Regions from separate parts of the Homo sapiens genome. Here region 1 is linked to region 2. The links are chromatin loops, found by intact Hi-C in ENCODE. Cell type or tissue: lower leg skin. All regions are shown on one strand.

Region 1 (8,000 bases), 120 kb before region 2:
TGGCTCCAAGGGTTTATTTTTAGCCACAGTGGGGCAGGTGGAGTCTAGGGAAACGGCCTTGTCATGAAGCCCATCTCTAGGTAAGAGGAATGGGCAGGGTTAAGTCATGTGGCCCCAATAAGACAAAGGAGGGGTGGTGTTTAGGAGCAAGGAGAGGAGGCCGTGGAGCCATCTATATTAGGAACTATCACTGTGCCTCACTCAAGGAGCTCCTGTCTCTGATAACCACTTTATGCATATTTATTTGAAAACAAATTTTTTTTTGAGATGGGGTCTCGCACTGTCGCCCGGGCTGGAGTGCAGTGGCGTGATCTCAGCTCACTGCAACCTCTGTCTACCATCTTCAAGAGATTCTCCTTCCTCAGCCTCCCAAGTTGCTGGGATTACAGGTGTGTGCCACCACGCCCAGCTAATTTTTGGTATTTTTAGTAGAGACAGGGTTTCACTATGTTAGCCAGGCTAGTCTCAAACTCATGACCTCGTGATCTGCCTGCCTGGGCCTCCCAAAGTGCTGGGATTACAGGTATGAGCCACCACGCCCAGCCTGAAATTTTTAAAAATGTCAAAAGGACTGCATATGATGACTTTTTGTGTGCTGCCTAATGTTCACCCAGTGTGTCAGCAAAGTGTTAGGTCTGGGTAAAGCTTCAAAAGGTTCATGTGGCCTTGGAAATTAAATAAAGTCATAACACCTTTGAAATGCTTACTTTTTTCATTCGATCATAACAAGAAACATTTTCTTGAGTTAGTTCTGAACCCTAAAATTAGGGGAGAGATAGAGAGAAGTGTCTGGTAGGATATATAGAATTTTTTGTTGGACATCTAATTTCTCTGCTTTTGAAAACTCATGGGGAAATTGATGTTTCTTCCATGTCTCTGCTTCTCCAGAATATTCCATTATGAGTATCTTCAGAGAAGAACAGAGGTATGAAGACACTTGATTTAAAATATTTAATTGTGGGCTGGGCGAGGTGGCTCACACCCACCTGTAATCCCAGCACTTTGGGAGGCTGAGGTGGGCGGATCATTTGTGGTCAGGAGTTCGAGACCATCCTGGCCAACATGGTGAAACTTTGTCTCTAATAAAAATAAAGAAATTAGCCAGGCGTGGTGGCGGGCGCCTGTAATTCCAGCTACTTGAGAGGCTGAGGCAGGAGAATCACTTGAACCTGGGAGGCGGAGATTGCAGCGAGCCGAAATCGTGCCACTGCACTCCAGCCTGGGCGATAGAGTGAGACTCAGTCTCAAAAAAAAAAAAAAAAACAAATAAAATGATAAATAAATAAATAAACAAAATAAAATATTTAATTGTGGAGGAAGAAAGGGGAAAGGAAAAATTTTTAAAAATCAAATGCAAAAATATGGTCAGTTTAACTAAAGTTTGGGAGTACCAAGATGAATCTTAGACAGAGCTCTGTTTGTGGGCATGTCCAGAATTTCTGGAAAGGAAGACAGATGAACAGGAATTTCCTGGCCAGGCACAGTGACTCACGCCTGTAATTCCTGCACTTTGGAGGCCAAGGCAGGTGGATCACTTGAGGTCAGGAGTTTGAGACCAGCCTGACCAACGTGGTGAAACCCCATCTCTACTAAAAATTAGCCAGGGTTGGTGGTGCATGCCTGTAATCCCAGCTACTTGGAAGGCTGAGGCAGGAGAATCGCTTGAACCTGGGAGGCGGAGTTTGCAGTGAGCTGAGATTGCGCGATTGCACTCCAGCCTGGACAACAAGAACGAAACTCTGTCTCAGAAAACAAAACAAAATGAAACAAAACAAAACAGGGGTTTCCTATCTCTCCATGGCTGTTGCTCTGAGAGAGGCCAGTTCACCTGTTCATCTTCGTCCACTGCCCTGTGTGATCCCTGGCCCATGGCAGGCATCGGAGGGCTGATGCACACATCATTATAGCTTTTTAGCCTTCATAACAACCTTGCTCCTTGTGACCCATCTGGGCCTCTGAAGCTGCTTTCTTTCTCATGATACATTGAGTGGAGACTTCCAGGCAATTGCCTGGAGCGTGGGAAGGGAGTCTCAGGAAGCACACTTCTTAACAGAGATAAGGAAGATTTTATTTTTCTGCTTGAAGGCAATAACAAGAAAGATAACAAGTACAGCTGCTGCAGCTGAAACTTTGTCAACACAGCTACTATTGGTGATGCACTTACTGAGGATCCCATGCTAGAAAAGTGACTTGAAATGATGGTCTCTTCTGGTTGTAAGGGGAGGCCACTGTGGAGGAGAGGTGCAGGCAGTGACTGTATTAGTCGGCTGGGGCTGCTTGATGAAGTACCGTAGACTGGGAAGCTCAAACAACAGACATTTCTCACATCCTTGAGGCTGGAAGTCCATCAGCAGGGTTGGCTCCTCCTGAGGCCTCTATCCTTGGATTGTAGATGCCACTTTCTCCCGGTGTCCTCATGTAGTCTTTTTCCTGTGCACACATTCCTGGTGTCTTTCTCTCTTCTTATAAGGCCACCAGTCCTATTGGATTAGGCCCTACCCTTATGATATCATTTAACCATAATTACCTCTTTAAACATTCTATCTGCAGATACAGTCACACTGGGGGTTAGGGCTTCCGCCTGTGAATTTTGGGGAGCACACAGTTCTGTTCCTAACAGTTATCAAGCAATGTGATGGCTGCTGTGTTGGCGGGAGTGCAGGGCTTCCCTGAGCCTAGGGGAAGGTGACCTATGGAAGATCATTGTCCTCCCAGTGGAAAGGAAGGAGCAACCATTTCAGCAGGGGAAACATGGGTGCTAAAGTCAAATGAAGGAGCCTGGGCTGCAGGGGAGTGGCTGAGATGGGGTGAAAATGGAGAATTGGGAGGGCTTGGAATGCTACCTGTGGAGCATGGGGATGCCCCAGAGTGTAGTAACCAGAGATGAATGGAAATAATCAGTCTGATGGCTGCATGGACGCATCTGAGTTTTCTCTGGGCCGTGCATGTACTGCTGCCAGGCAGTGCCTCAGTGCAAGCCCACAATAAGCCCAGAGACGGCCCCAAGCTTGGCAAAAAAAACAAAACAAACAGAACAACCACCTCAGCTCTGACCCTGTTTGCAGCACCAGGACCATGATCCTTGGAAACTCTCAGTTGAGAGCAAAGGCCTTGGTTCCCTAGCAGCTTTTCAAAGAAGTTGCAAAACACTGAGTATGCTTTTGGGAACACAGGCCTCTCCCACCTTTCCTTTTCTGTAAACAAAGAAATTGCCAAAGTGGAAACTGTCTCCCTTATCCTTTTTGTCAAAGGATGATAATGTGGAGTATCCATCATTTTTATTTCATGTGGTGAGCGACCACAGAAAGACTCACTCCTTTCTCCATTGCCCAATGCACTTTTGTCCCCAACAACAATTGGGTCTGGCATATACTAATGTTTATTTCAACTTCATAATTAAAGAAGAATGTTAAGTGTGCAACTCAACTTTATTCCAAATGCTGGAAAGATCTGGAACAATGTAGCCCCTTGAGAAAAGCTTAGGGAGGGAAAAACACATTTACAAATAAAAATTTGGAAATAACAGAGCATCTTAGTTTTGGATACATGCAACTTTCCTAGATTTTCTGTTTTTTTATTTTTATTTTTACTTTTTTAAATAAGGATCCTCTGAAAATCAACAAAAAGAGGTCAATCGTAGTAACAATTTCAGAATAACCATTAGAAACCAAACAAAAACATCTGGAGATGATGGATAAGATGATACAATAATCTGTAGAAGTGTCATTTTTTTTTAAAAAGTGAAGGATGAATAAACATAAAAATACAATCACACAATTTTCCCTGTATACTTATGCCAAATTACAACATTAACCTAGTATTTTACAGAGAGAGGAGTATTTCCTGCTCTCTATTATTCCTAGCATCTCATGATGCTGCCATTGCCCAGGCAGATTCTGCATCCTGGTCTTGCTGATAAGCAAGCTGAGGAATTCTCCCCAAATCCCAGGGTCGCTGGGTCTGGAGCTCACTTTGGAATCTGTCTTTCTGGGCTGCAAAGCATGTGCCCCTCCTTGCAGCCAGTTCTACCCTGGACAGCCTCATTCTTCTAGGGAGGGAAGCAGGCTCTACGCATGGTGGCGGCAATGGGAGAGTTCCAGGCCTCCTGGTGACGTGGGGAAAGGGGGAGCTTTGGCTTGGGTGCTGCCCATTCCCTGCTCAGGTCTAGGGTTGACTCCTGTGTGGTGACATCTGCCACACTCTGCTGACCTCTGCCTGGCCCTTGGAGATGGCTGACGGGGGGCTACAGCGGAGGGCGTCTGTTGTGATGGGGAATGTCTCAATAAGGTTACAGGCATGCAGGGTGGCACATATTTTCTAAAGTTGTTCTCCTTGCTTTCTCTGTGGGTGTTCTAGTTGAGAATATTAGCTTCTCGTGGGAAGTGAGGAGCTATAATTCAGCCTACTTGATGGAATCATAGCACCATTAAGAAGCCAAAACACATCTTCCTCAAATGAAAAACTGCACAAACATATTCGTATTTGAACAACCATAATGGGGTTCCTGGTCAGTCTGTATATACCTGTAGTGCGGGGTGGTTGGCTAGAGACCAGCACTCCCACCCACCTCCAATTAACATGAATGGAATAATTCTCACGATGACGAAAGCACAAATTCAAATACAAAAAAGTATTAACCCTCCAACTTACCCCGACATGCACTGCTGCTCGCAGCCCCTCCTGCCTAGCCTTTTGCTTCAGAGGTTAGAGTCTCTTTAGCTCTCCTTGCTACTAGGATGACATGGGACTCAGTTCTGGTCCATAAGATGCAAGAGAAAGCCCACAGAGGGGACCCAGGAGCACTTTCTTGTGAGGCTACCTTGTCTACCTCTCCCACTGGCCTTTTGCCCATCTGCCCCGTCTCTACCTTTAAGGAGGGTGTGATGCCTGGAGGAATTCTGGTCTGAGACAGCTTTTCAGTCTTTTTTCGTTTTTCAGATATTGACAGCTTGAGGTATACTGGTCAAGTATTTTGTAGAGTGCCCACCAATTTGAATTTGTGTAATGTTTTTCTCATGATTAATCTGGGGGTATGGATTCCAGTTTTCTTATAATTAGTGTCATTTATATCATTGCATTTAAAAAGAGTTCCACCAGCTTTATTGAGATATAATTGATAAAGAAAAATTGTATAATTTAAGATGTAAAACGTTTTGATTTACATATACATTGTGAAATCAAACTAATTAATGTATCTATCACCTCACAGTTACCTTTTGTAAAAAGGGTTTCTTGCAGACAGCATAGAATTGAATCTTATAATCTCTGTCCCGTAATTGGTATGTTTCTATAATTTACAGTTAAGAAATCATTGAGATTTAGATTTATTATTTTGTTTTTCTGTGTGTTTCTTCTGTTTTTTGTTTTTGTTGCTTTTCCTTGATTTTTCCTTTCATGACTTCTTTTAGGCTATTTGAATATTTTTGGTATGCTATTTAGATTTATCTGTTGGCTTTTAGGCTATCTCTTTTTCCTTTTTTTAAAAAGTGATTACTCCAAAGATATAACACATACCTAATTTCTCACTGTCTACTTAGAATTAATACTTACCATTTAAAGTAAAATTCAGAAGTCTCACAACCATATAGGTCCCTTTATCCTCCCCACTTAATGTTATAGTTGTCACATAAAATGTTATAATTCCTTCTGTCAATGATTATATACATTTTAAAGAGTCTAAGAAGTTATAGTCTATTATATTTACACAGATATTTTGATTTGTGTTTTTTTCCTTAAATCCTGAAATTATGTTTCCCTCCAGTGCCATTTGCATTTAGTATGAAGAGCTTTCTTTAGCATTTCTTTTGAACAGATCTCTGGTAACAAATTCTCTTAGCTCTTCTGTATCAGAGAATGTCTATTTCCCTTTCATTCCTGAAGGATATTTTTACTGGATGAGGAATTCTGAGGAATATTCTGAGGAATTCAACGCCTTATATACTGTTAGGAATGTAGACAGCAGAACTTCCATAGAAGGCCCAAATAATGTGATTGAGTTGATCTCATCAAAGTCTCTTGGAGGCCAAAGGCACACATGTGTAGTGGGGTAAACATTGGAAGTGACATCTAAGCCAATGGGATGTCCTCTGATCCTGTGCTTTTTCCTATATCAAATGAAAATAATGACTTCACCTCATTGGGCTATCATCATTATTGAACTAGACAACATGGTGGATGCAGCTGGCAGTTGCTTGGTACGTTGTATGGGCTAAAAAAAATGTATGTAATGTCATTTTATTCAAGGCAGTTGACAGCCTTGTTTGTTTCTAGTGAGCAGATCCACTGTTGTAATGAGTACATGCAGTTCTTGTTTTTAGGTCATTGCCTCCTGGATATAAATCCATCTGGAGATATGATCGAAAGCCTTCCAGGAAAATTTCTGTCCACATGTTATGATAGAAATTGCATCAGTATCGGATTGACCACAAAGGAATATTGTACCTAGAATAGTTCTCATTTACTGAAGATAATTGAAACTTTGACTATATTGAAATAGCCTGGGAATCAGTTCAGATTTCTCTCTTTCTGGAGTTCTGGCTCTTGTTATTCTGGAGGGAAATACTGCAAATATAGCCTATTATGAAATTTCAACACTTCAGGGTACAGTAATTGCTTGGTTTGTGGAAAAATAAACGTCTTCAACTCCCTTGATACCTCTTGCTTTGTTCTTTGGGCTCCCAGATGAGCTTATCCCTCAAGCAGAGAACAAAGGTCAGATGACCATACTGATCTTGTCTTGACTTCTCAGTGTTTCCTGTGGTACAGCTGACCTCTGATTTCACTGGATAGATTGAGCAGAGTTAGGAGATAGAGTTTCATTACTGCAGTTCAATCATCACCCATCTTAGGGCATGATTTTTAGTAATTTCTCATATCTTGATGGCCTTGCTCTCTGCAGTGTCATTGTGTCACTATTTGGAGCTTTCTCAGAAGAATAAGTGCAATGATTTCATGCATCAATACAAATATTATAAACAAAATAACGCATTTATAAAATATTGGACCTAAGTGGAGAGGTGAAGTGTCTTACACAAAGTTACCCAGTTTGTTGTTCATGAATGTGGTTCAAATTTTTGGATATTTTTTACCTTAAGGTTACTGCCATTGGAGCATTCTGCCTGCCCACCCCCCAGCCTTCTGGTAATCAGTAGTCATTGCAGTACTAATTGTAATAATATAGGTAAGTGCGAGATTTCTCTGCCTCATGAAAAAAATTTGGGAAACTTTATTCGTAGAATAATGTATACTGGCACAGTTGGAGCAAACTATGTGTATCTTAAGCATAACTCAAAAGGACGTATTTGACTAAGCCTTTTATAAGAGAAAAATCCCTTCTCCCACTGAAGACTGTACAATGTCTTAGCTCATAACAGGACATAGAGGTATTACAGGAAGTTGTAAGTCTGCCAGTAAGACTATGCTTTAAATTCAGAGTAGTTTTGAACATAGGAGATATATCTTAGGTTTTTTCCCATGTCAGTTTTAACAGATCAGACAAATGTCAAAATTGTGTAATCTACAGGTCATCTAAAAAAATTATTGCCTATGTATTTATTTAGTCAGTGCGCTTACTAATTATCTAGTGCTGTATTTTCTACTAGGCACTAGGGACAAAATGGTGAGCAAAAGAAGATGACACTATTTATACCCTCATAGACTCTTAGGAACTGAATGTTTGTGTCCCTCCCTGCACACCCCTAATTCATATCTTGAAGCCCTAACCCCCAGCATGGCTGCACAGTTGACCTTCAAACAGCATGGGGGTTAGGCGTACTAACCACTGCACAGTTGAAAATTTGCATATAACTTTTAACTCTCCCAAAAACATAACTACTAAAAGCTTACTGTTGACCAGAAGCCTTACTGATAACATAGTTGAGTAAGACACTTTTTGTATGGTTAAATGCATTACATACTGTATTCTTACAATGAAGTTAGCTAGAGGAAAGAAAATCTTATATGAAAAGCATAAGGAAGAGAAAATATATTTAGTACTCATT
Region 2 (8,000 bases):
ACTGAATCATCTCATCCTCAATGCACTTGCTCCCTTTTTATTCTATTAATACAATGTTTGGTGCAGCCCCATGGTCATTATCATTTGTGCTCTAATTCTGCATTCATGTACATCTTTACTAATAAAAATAGAGAACATCGATCCAGAACTTGCTATGTACCGGGCGCAGTGCTAAGCATATTGTTCGTATTATTTTACCTAATTCTTGCAACAATATTTTCAGGCAGCGCTATCCACATTGTCACCACTTGACAGAGGAGAAATTGACAGCTAGGTATGCACTTGCCAAGGGTCACACATATGGAAGGGTCAGAGCCAGAATTTAAACCCAAGCAGTCAATGATCTCACTTATATTTGAAATGGAAATAAATGGAACTCACAGACACAGATAGTAGAATGGTAGTTGCCAGGGGCTGGGGTTGGGGCTGGGGCTGGGGAGATGTTGGTCAAAGGGTACCAAGTTGCAGTTATAAGACGAATAAGTGCTGGGGAATCGAATGTACAGCATGGTGACTATGGTTAATAATAATGTATTGTATGCTTGAAATTTGCTAAGAGAGTAGATCTTAAGTGTTCCCACCAACCCCCACCCCACACAAAAGGCAACTGTGTGAGGTTATGGATATGTTAAGTAGCTTGGTCGTAGTGATCAATTCACAGTGTGTACATATATCAAATCATCACATATATGCCTTCAATATATACTGTTTCCTTCTGTCAATTGGATCTCAATTGGGCTGGGAAAAATAAAACAAACCCAGGCAGTCTGGCTCTAGAGGCGCGATGCTTTCCTGCCATCCTGCCTGCTCCCAGGACTCTGTGCTCCCAGAGCCCAAGGCGGGTTCAGGCCTTACCCGTCTTTGCATTCACACCCCCTCCCCTCTCTCATAAAGACCCTGGTCATCCATCCTTGGATTCACTCCTGCACCTCTTTCAAACATGGAGGGACATAGAGAATTATGTAGTTGAGAAGCACCTGGCCCCTGTGTGCTTTGATGTCCACGCAGTGATGACTTCTCATTTTATGGTGTGGGCCAAGAGAATCAATCCCAATCTTCTTTAAGTAGTTCCCCAGCCTCTTGTTTGCAGGACCAGCAAGAGAATGGGCCAGCAGGCCACTTTGTGTATCTTTCTGACGGGCTGTGTGTGAGATAGCTGGTCCTCACTAGCCTGAAAACCTGAGGGAGGAAGAGTGCTACATCCCAGCTGTGCCCCTGGTGCCCACCTTGTAGGAGAGCCCTAGGGAAGCTGCTTCCTGCTGGTATTGCACATCCACAGCCCATTACTGAGAGAAGAGATTGTAGCAGACTGAAGTTTGCCAATGTGAAATCACAGGGTGGGAAAGCAAGATGTCCGTCACTGATTAAATTTAAAATAACAACAACAATAGTAATAATAGTAAAAAGTGGCTGGATGCTTCTATGCTTTATGTGCTGTGCCTAGGGCCTGCCATAGATCATTTGCTCTTCATAGCAACTCTGGGCTATGTCATATTGCTCCCATTTATAGATGAGAAAACTGAGGTTTAGAGATTAAGTAACTTGTCATTGGTTAACAGGTTAGTGGGTGGTTGGTCTGATCTTAAATCTTATTTTTTAGAAAAATTGGAAAATATCTTCCTTCATGCTTTTAGTCCATTTGGGCTGCTAAAACAAATTACTATAAATGGGGTGGTTTATAAACAACAGAAATGTATTTCTTACAGCTCTGAAGACTGAGAAGTTCAAGATCAAGACACTAGCAGATTTAGCATCTGGCAAGGACTCCTAGCCTTCTCGCTGTGTTGTCCCATGGTGGAAGGGGTGAGGAAGCTCTCTGGGGTCTCTTTTATAAGGATGTTGACCCATTCATGAGGCTCCATCCTCACGACTTAATCACCCCCAGAGGCCCCACCTTCTAATGCCATCACCTGGGGAGTAAGGATGTTAATATATGAATTCTGGGGGGACACAGACATCCAGAACACAGTACATTCCTTCTATAAGTCCTGAGCCTGGGCCTGGCAGACGCTGAAGCATACATATCTGTCCTTGAGAGAGCTCCAGCCAAGGAGCACAGCAGGGTAAGGTTCCTGGAAGGCTGTTGTCAGTGGACAGGTACACAGGTTAGGACAGATCTGGGAGAGAGGAAGGGCCCAGGAGATACTGAAGTGATGCCTCCAGGTGTAAGGCCTGGGGGGGCCAGGTGGAGACAGGTGGCAGAGAGACTGGGAAGGAGGCAGAGCCAAAGCCTCTGTCTGGATGAGGCTTAAGAACGAACAGAGCAACGGGGCAAGAAGGACAGGCAGTGGCCACCCAAGAAGGACGGCAGAGTTCTGAATTTCATGAATGGGGCAGCCCTGAGATGAGAAGAGGCTGAAAGCAGAGGTTGGAAGTTGAGAATCAGGGCCTATTTATTTAGTTGGGACCACAGCACACTTTTACTGCTGTCTAGGTTGTTTTGCCTTTTAATGGAACCAGGCTTGAATAAACAGGTTTTGTGTACAAAAGAGTCTGGATAACTCTTCTTTAGTAAGCCAGAAGATCAGTCCTTGTGGGCTCCTTCACATGGGGCAGCAGTTGGCAGAAGGGTCCTTGCTCACAACTCTCCCCTCCCCGGAGATCACAGTTTCTGCCTCCTGGGCTATGTTCAACCTGCAGTGCACTCCTCACCCAATGGGAGGGACTAATCAATCTGTTTGGGCTGCGGATACTTCAAATTGTAATTTCTGCCCTGAGGCATGGGGGTTTCTAAAGTCTTAACGGAGGGGAATAAAGATCATTGTAGGTGAGACAATCCAGGGACATGTCCTGGGGATCTTGGCTGTGTCACCTGCACTGATACTGAATTCCCCTAGAATGCGGGCAGGAGCTGGGGAGGTGATCCCAATACCTCACTTAATGTGGGGTGGGTGATTTGGATTGACATAGGTGGCCAGGATGGATTGAGGGTGAACCACCACATGCCATGCGCTTCAAGGGACATATCATTTTTTTCATGCAGATGAAAAAGCAAAGCCATTTCACAGTTTACATTCTACTCAAATACAAAAAGAAAAATAAATAGATTTGCTGGCGATCAGGAGTTTAATTGGCTAGTGGGGTCACAATGTGTATAAACACTACAGTTGTTTTGTTCCTTTGGATTTTGGGTTACAAACTGCAGTTTGCTTATTTTAGGGACTTTTAGGGATTTTCCAAGGCCAAAGTTGTGTATGAGCCAATCATATGACAATTGTTCTCTCTTTATCATTCTTAAAAATCATTTAATAGAAAAGTAGAGAGCAGACTTAGGAATATAATAAAATTTGGCTCCTTTAAATTGAATACATATTTTCTGAACCTCAAATAGATAATTTCCAGAAAAGAATGGCTATAATAAGGCATTTATTGTTACAAAATTAGGTGGACCAAGAGGTTACTTATAATATTTATGAGAAGTAGCTCAGTCACGAATGGTTTCATGCCACTGGTAATATTAGGTAACTTTTTCAGTCCTGACCCAAGTATCAATCACTTCTCTGCTCCATCACCCTAGTCCCCACCAGCTCTGTGAGACAAGTGAGGGAGGGTTCTAGGTATCCCCAGTTTGCAGCAGAGGATATTGAGTTCTGATGAGGTGTTTTTCATGTGCACTCTATAAAACTGTGCCACTGCTTGGCATTGCGACGAACTCCATTCTCTTGAGCTCATAGTACGCTTAGTTAATGAGCTGAGAAGTGGAAAAGTGTGTTGAATCAGGACAGGATGATGCTGGGGAGCCGAACAGGGTGATGCAGCCCCGTGGCAGGTGTGTGGGGTGAGCCAGCCCACACCTGCCATGCCCTGATTCTTCATGTCTGTGTCCTTTCTCCAGAGCTACAGCTCACATTTGCAGTTGGCCTAAATAAAGTAACACAAGTTAGAATGCGTCAGGTCCATAGCTTTACCTGAAGGGAGCTTACAGGGAGTTCCAAGGCAGGGAAGCCTTGTTTCGTTCTCCAAACTCATTCTCACAGTTTTGTTGTCATAGGAGTTGATCTCTCAACCATGCACTTCCTGTGTGTGCAGACTCAACATTTCCTAAACTGAACTCTTTTGGAGATGGTGTTCACTTGAGCTTCCAGAATTATCTCCCAGAAACCCTATGTCCAGGGGCCAGCCAGTTGTCTCCTCTAGACTCCTAGACAGCTGCCCTGATCTTGCCAGCCCTAGATCATTCCTCATAGATGGATCAAGATGATGCCTTTGCCGTCTCTGCAACAGAAGCTCCTACTTCTCACTTCAGACAAAAGTCCTAGAGTCAGCTGGTGATCCTCAGCCTCTGGAGACATCAGTGGTTCTGACACTTTTCTACAGCAGTATCCCCACTGAGAGGTGAGCAGGCATAATGTGCCATTTTGGGTTTTTACCCTTAAGGTCTGGGCCTCACGCATTATGTTGCTCTGAAGCTCAGTGTTTTGAATTTTTAAAATCCCATGTTACTACAAAGCATATGCATGTTTGATTCAAAATGTAAATTTATTTCTATTTGCAATATTGGGAAACTAAGTAATTCAGATGGGTCCTCCTGGGCAAAATATAAGAAACACTTGGCCGGGCTCGGTGGCTCATGCCTGTAATCCCAGAACTTTGGGAAGCCAAGGCAGGCGGATCATGAGATCATGAGTTTGAGACCAGCCTGGCCAACATGGTGAAACCCCATCTCTACTATAAATACAAAAATTAGTTGGGCGTGTTGGCAGGCACCTGTAATCCCAGCTACTCGGAGGCTGAAGCAGGAGAATCATTTGAACCCGGGAGGTGGAGGTTGCAGTGAGCCGAGATCATGCCATTGCACTCCAGCCTGGGTGACAGGGCAAGACTCCATCTCAAAAAAACAAAAAACAAAAAACAACAAAACAAAACAAAACAAAACAAACAAACCAAATCAACCAACCAAACAAAAAAACACTTTATGAAAGGCACTGGAGGACTAATAAATCAGTGGAGAATAGAAAGCCAGCACCCAGGGAAGAAGTAGACAAGGAAGGTGAGCTGGAGTTAGGGATGTTTTTCCTCTTCAGTTTCTGTCAATTCTAGAAGGGCTGGAGGGTGGAGGTGGTGAAGAGCCTGACCATGGCTGGGCACTCCTCCAACCCCAAGCTTGGGGTGAGCTCTGAAAGTCTGGGCCTTAGGGGTGAGGGCAAACTCAAAATGGTCCAGTTATCCCTGGGACTGAAACTCGTCTTTGAATCATCTCAATCCTTGATTGAAGTAAAAGTGTCTGCAGGTTGCTAGCATGCTGGCCACCTGCCAGAAGTGGAGGCAAATAATATCTGAGAAAGGAGATTATTGTACAGTCTTTCATATACAATGATAGTCACTCAATCATAAACAACCAGGTATAAGCAGGCAGAAAACTATGAGATCTAAAAGAAAAAAAGACATCACAGAAAAGAGCAAAAGTCATACAGGGAACTTATGGAATGTTATCTTAATATATTGACTAAAAATAACTATGCTAATATGCTCAAGAAAATAAAAAACAAAACTGAGAACAGAATATTTGAAGAAAGTCCCAAGGGGACATTCTGTTATTTAACAAATCCAGAAGAAAAACTAACTCAAAGGATGAGCTTAGCAATACGTTAGATACAGTTTGAGCAAAAAAGGACTAAAAAGTAGAGAAAAGAACATGGGAGACATACTGGTTATGTGAAAAAGATCTAACATACTTGTAATGGGACTCACACAATGAAGGGAGAGAGAGATAGGAAAGATAAATAGGAGAGGGGAAGTGCCAGAGGGAGAGTGGGAGAGAAAGAATGCCTACAATAAATGTAAGAATCACAAGAGACTACTTTGCTTGCATCTATGCAAGTACAATTGGAAATTTTGGTGAAATTGATCATTTTTTGGAAAACGGAGTTTACCAAAATCAATTCCAACAGTAATGGAATGTTTAAACAGGCTCATCTCCACAGTAAACTACAGAAAATTATCAAGGAATATTTTGCCTAAAAACATCAGGCCTGGATAGTCTTTCAGGGGAATTCAACCAAACTTGTAGAAACCAGAAATGCTCAAAATCCCTGTGAAGAAAAATGGGAAACGCTCTTGAAAAATAGAAAACAGATTTGAAAAACAGACATCATTGTATTTTCCTGTGATGTGGAAATATCATAAAAATGTCACTCCCTGTTTCTTTATAAATTTAATGTAATCCCAACAAAAATACCAATAAGCTTTTGTCCCTGGACTTAGGCAAGTTGATACTAACATTTGTATTGAAAAATAAATACACTTGAATAACTAGGCAAGTACTGAAAGAGAAGAATTATAAGGGATTATTACTTCACCAAACATTACTACAAAGCCACAGAATGAAAATGTCATGACACTGGTGCATGCAGAGTGGCAGACTGGTGGGTAAGACTGAAAACTGTAGACACTGGTCCAATTACACATGGACATTCAGAATGTGACAATTGTGGCATGTCAAATTACTGGACAAAATTGAACCACTTCATTAATGGTGCTGGGCCAGTAGGACAGTCATTAGGAAACAGATAAAATTATATCCATTCTTCATTCTATACATATGAGATGAACTCCAAAAGTTTCAGAGATAATAATATGAGTGAAAAGATACAATAAAAGAAAATAATGTGTGAAAAACTTCAAAACCTCAGCATAGGGAAAGACTTTCTATCAATAACTTAACCCACAGGCAACAGAACAGTGAGGGTTTAATTAATTTGACTTCTTACAAAGAAAAATGTGTTCATGGCAAATGATATCAAGAATACTCTTGAATCAATCTTTATAATATATATCACAGATAAGGAAACTAATATCCCTGATGTATAAAGGACATTTTAAAATTGTGAAAAAAATCTAAAAGTCCTATAAAATGGGCAAGATATATATATATATATATCACATCACAAGAGACTACTTTGCTTGCATCTATGCAAGTACAATTGGAAATTTTGGTGAATTTGATCATTTTTTGGAAAACAGAGTTTACCAAAATCAATTCCAACAGTAATGGAATGTTTAAACAGGCCTATCTCCACAGTAAACTAGAGAAAATTATCAAGGAATATTTTGCATAAAAACATCAGGCCTGGATAGTCTTGTATGTGTGTGTGTGTGTGTGTGTGTGTGTGTATATATACACATATATATTTATATGTATATATGTATATATAGATATACACATATCTCTATAGATATATAGATATACACATATCTCTATAGATATATAGATATACACATCTCTCTATAGATATATAGATATACACATCTCTCTATAGATATATAGATATACACATCTCTCTATAGATATATAGATATACACATCTCTCTATAGATATATAGATATACACATCTCTCTATAGATATATAGATATACACATCTCTCTATAGATATATAGATATACACATCTCTCTATAGATATATAGATATACACATCTCTCTATAGATATATAGATATACACATCTCTCTATAGATATATAGATATACACATCTCTCTATAGATATATAGATATACACATCTCTCTATAGATATATAGATATACACATCTCTCTATAGATATATAGATATACACATCTCTCTATAGATATATAGATATACACATCTCTCTATAGATATATAGATATACACATCTCTCTATAGATATATAGATATACATATCTCTATAGATATATAGATATACATATATATCTATAGATATATAGATATACATATATATCTATAGATATATAGATATACATATATATCTATAGATATATAGATATACATATATATCTATAGATATATAGATATACATATATATCTATAGATATATAGATATACATATATATCTATAGATATATAGATATACATATATATCTATAGATATATAGATCCATACATATACATACATACATATATATCTATAGTTATATAGATATACATATATATGTATATGTATATATACAGTTGATGTAAAACTAGATTTTTTAAAACATGAGAAGATGCTCAAACTTCATGCATATTAAGAGAAATGTACA

The links. Peaks named below come from ENCODE experiments on the same cell type or tissue, not always from the same donor. Only the 100,000 strongest peaks of a DNase experiment are listed, where the experiment ranks them.
Region 1: a loop joins it to region 2, with 2.7 times the contacts of the local background. A loop is called at or near these places in 8 of 110 quality-filtered maps.

The regions. Positions count from the first base shown.
Region 1 is chr7:47,235,345-47,243,344 of GRCh38, reverse strand. No RefSeq gene overlaps it. Among named protein-coding and RNA genes, the nearest start is that of SNORD151, 230 kb to the left of the region's middle. RefSeq lists a silencer at 1,928-2,128. In lower leg skin, no CTCF peak of the experiment used is centred here; DNase peaks (open chromatin) are centred at 2,324, 2,644, 2,974 and 4,124.
Region 2 is chr7:47,111,407-47,119,406 of GRCh38, reverse strand. No RefSeq gene overlaps it. Among named protein-coding and RNA genes, the nearest start is that of SNORD151, 350 kb to the left of the region's middle. In lower leg skin, no CTCF peak of the experiment used is centred here; no DNase peak of the experiment used is centred here.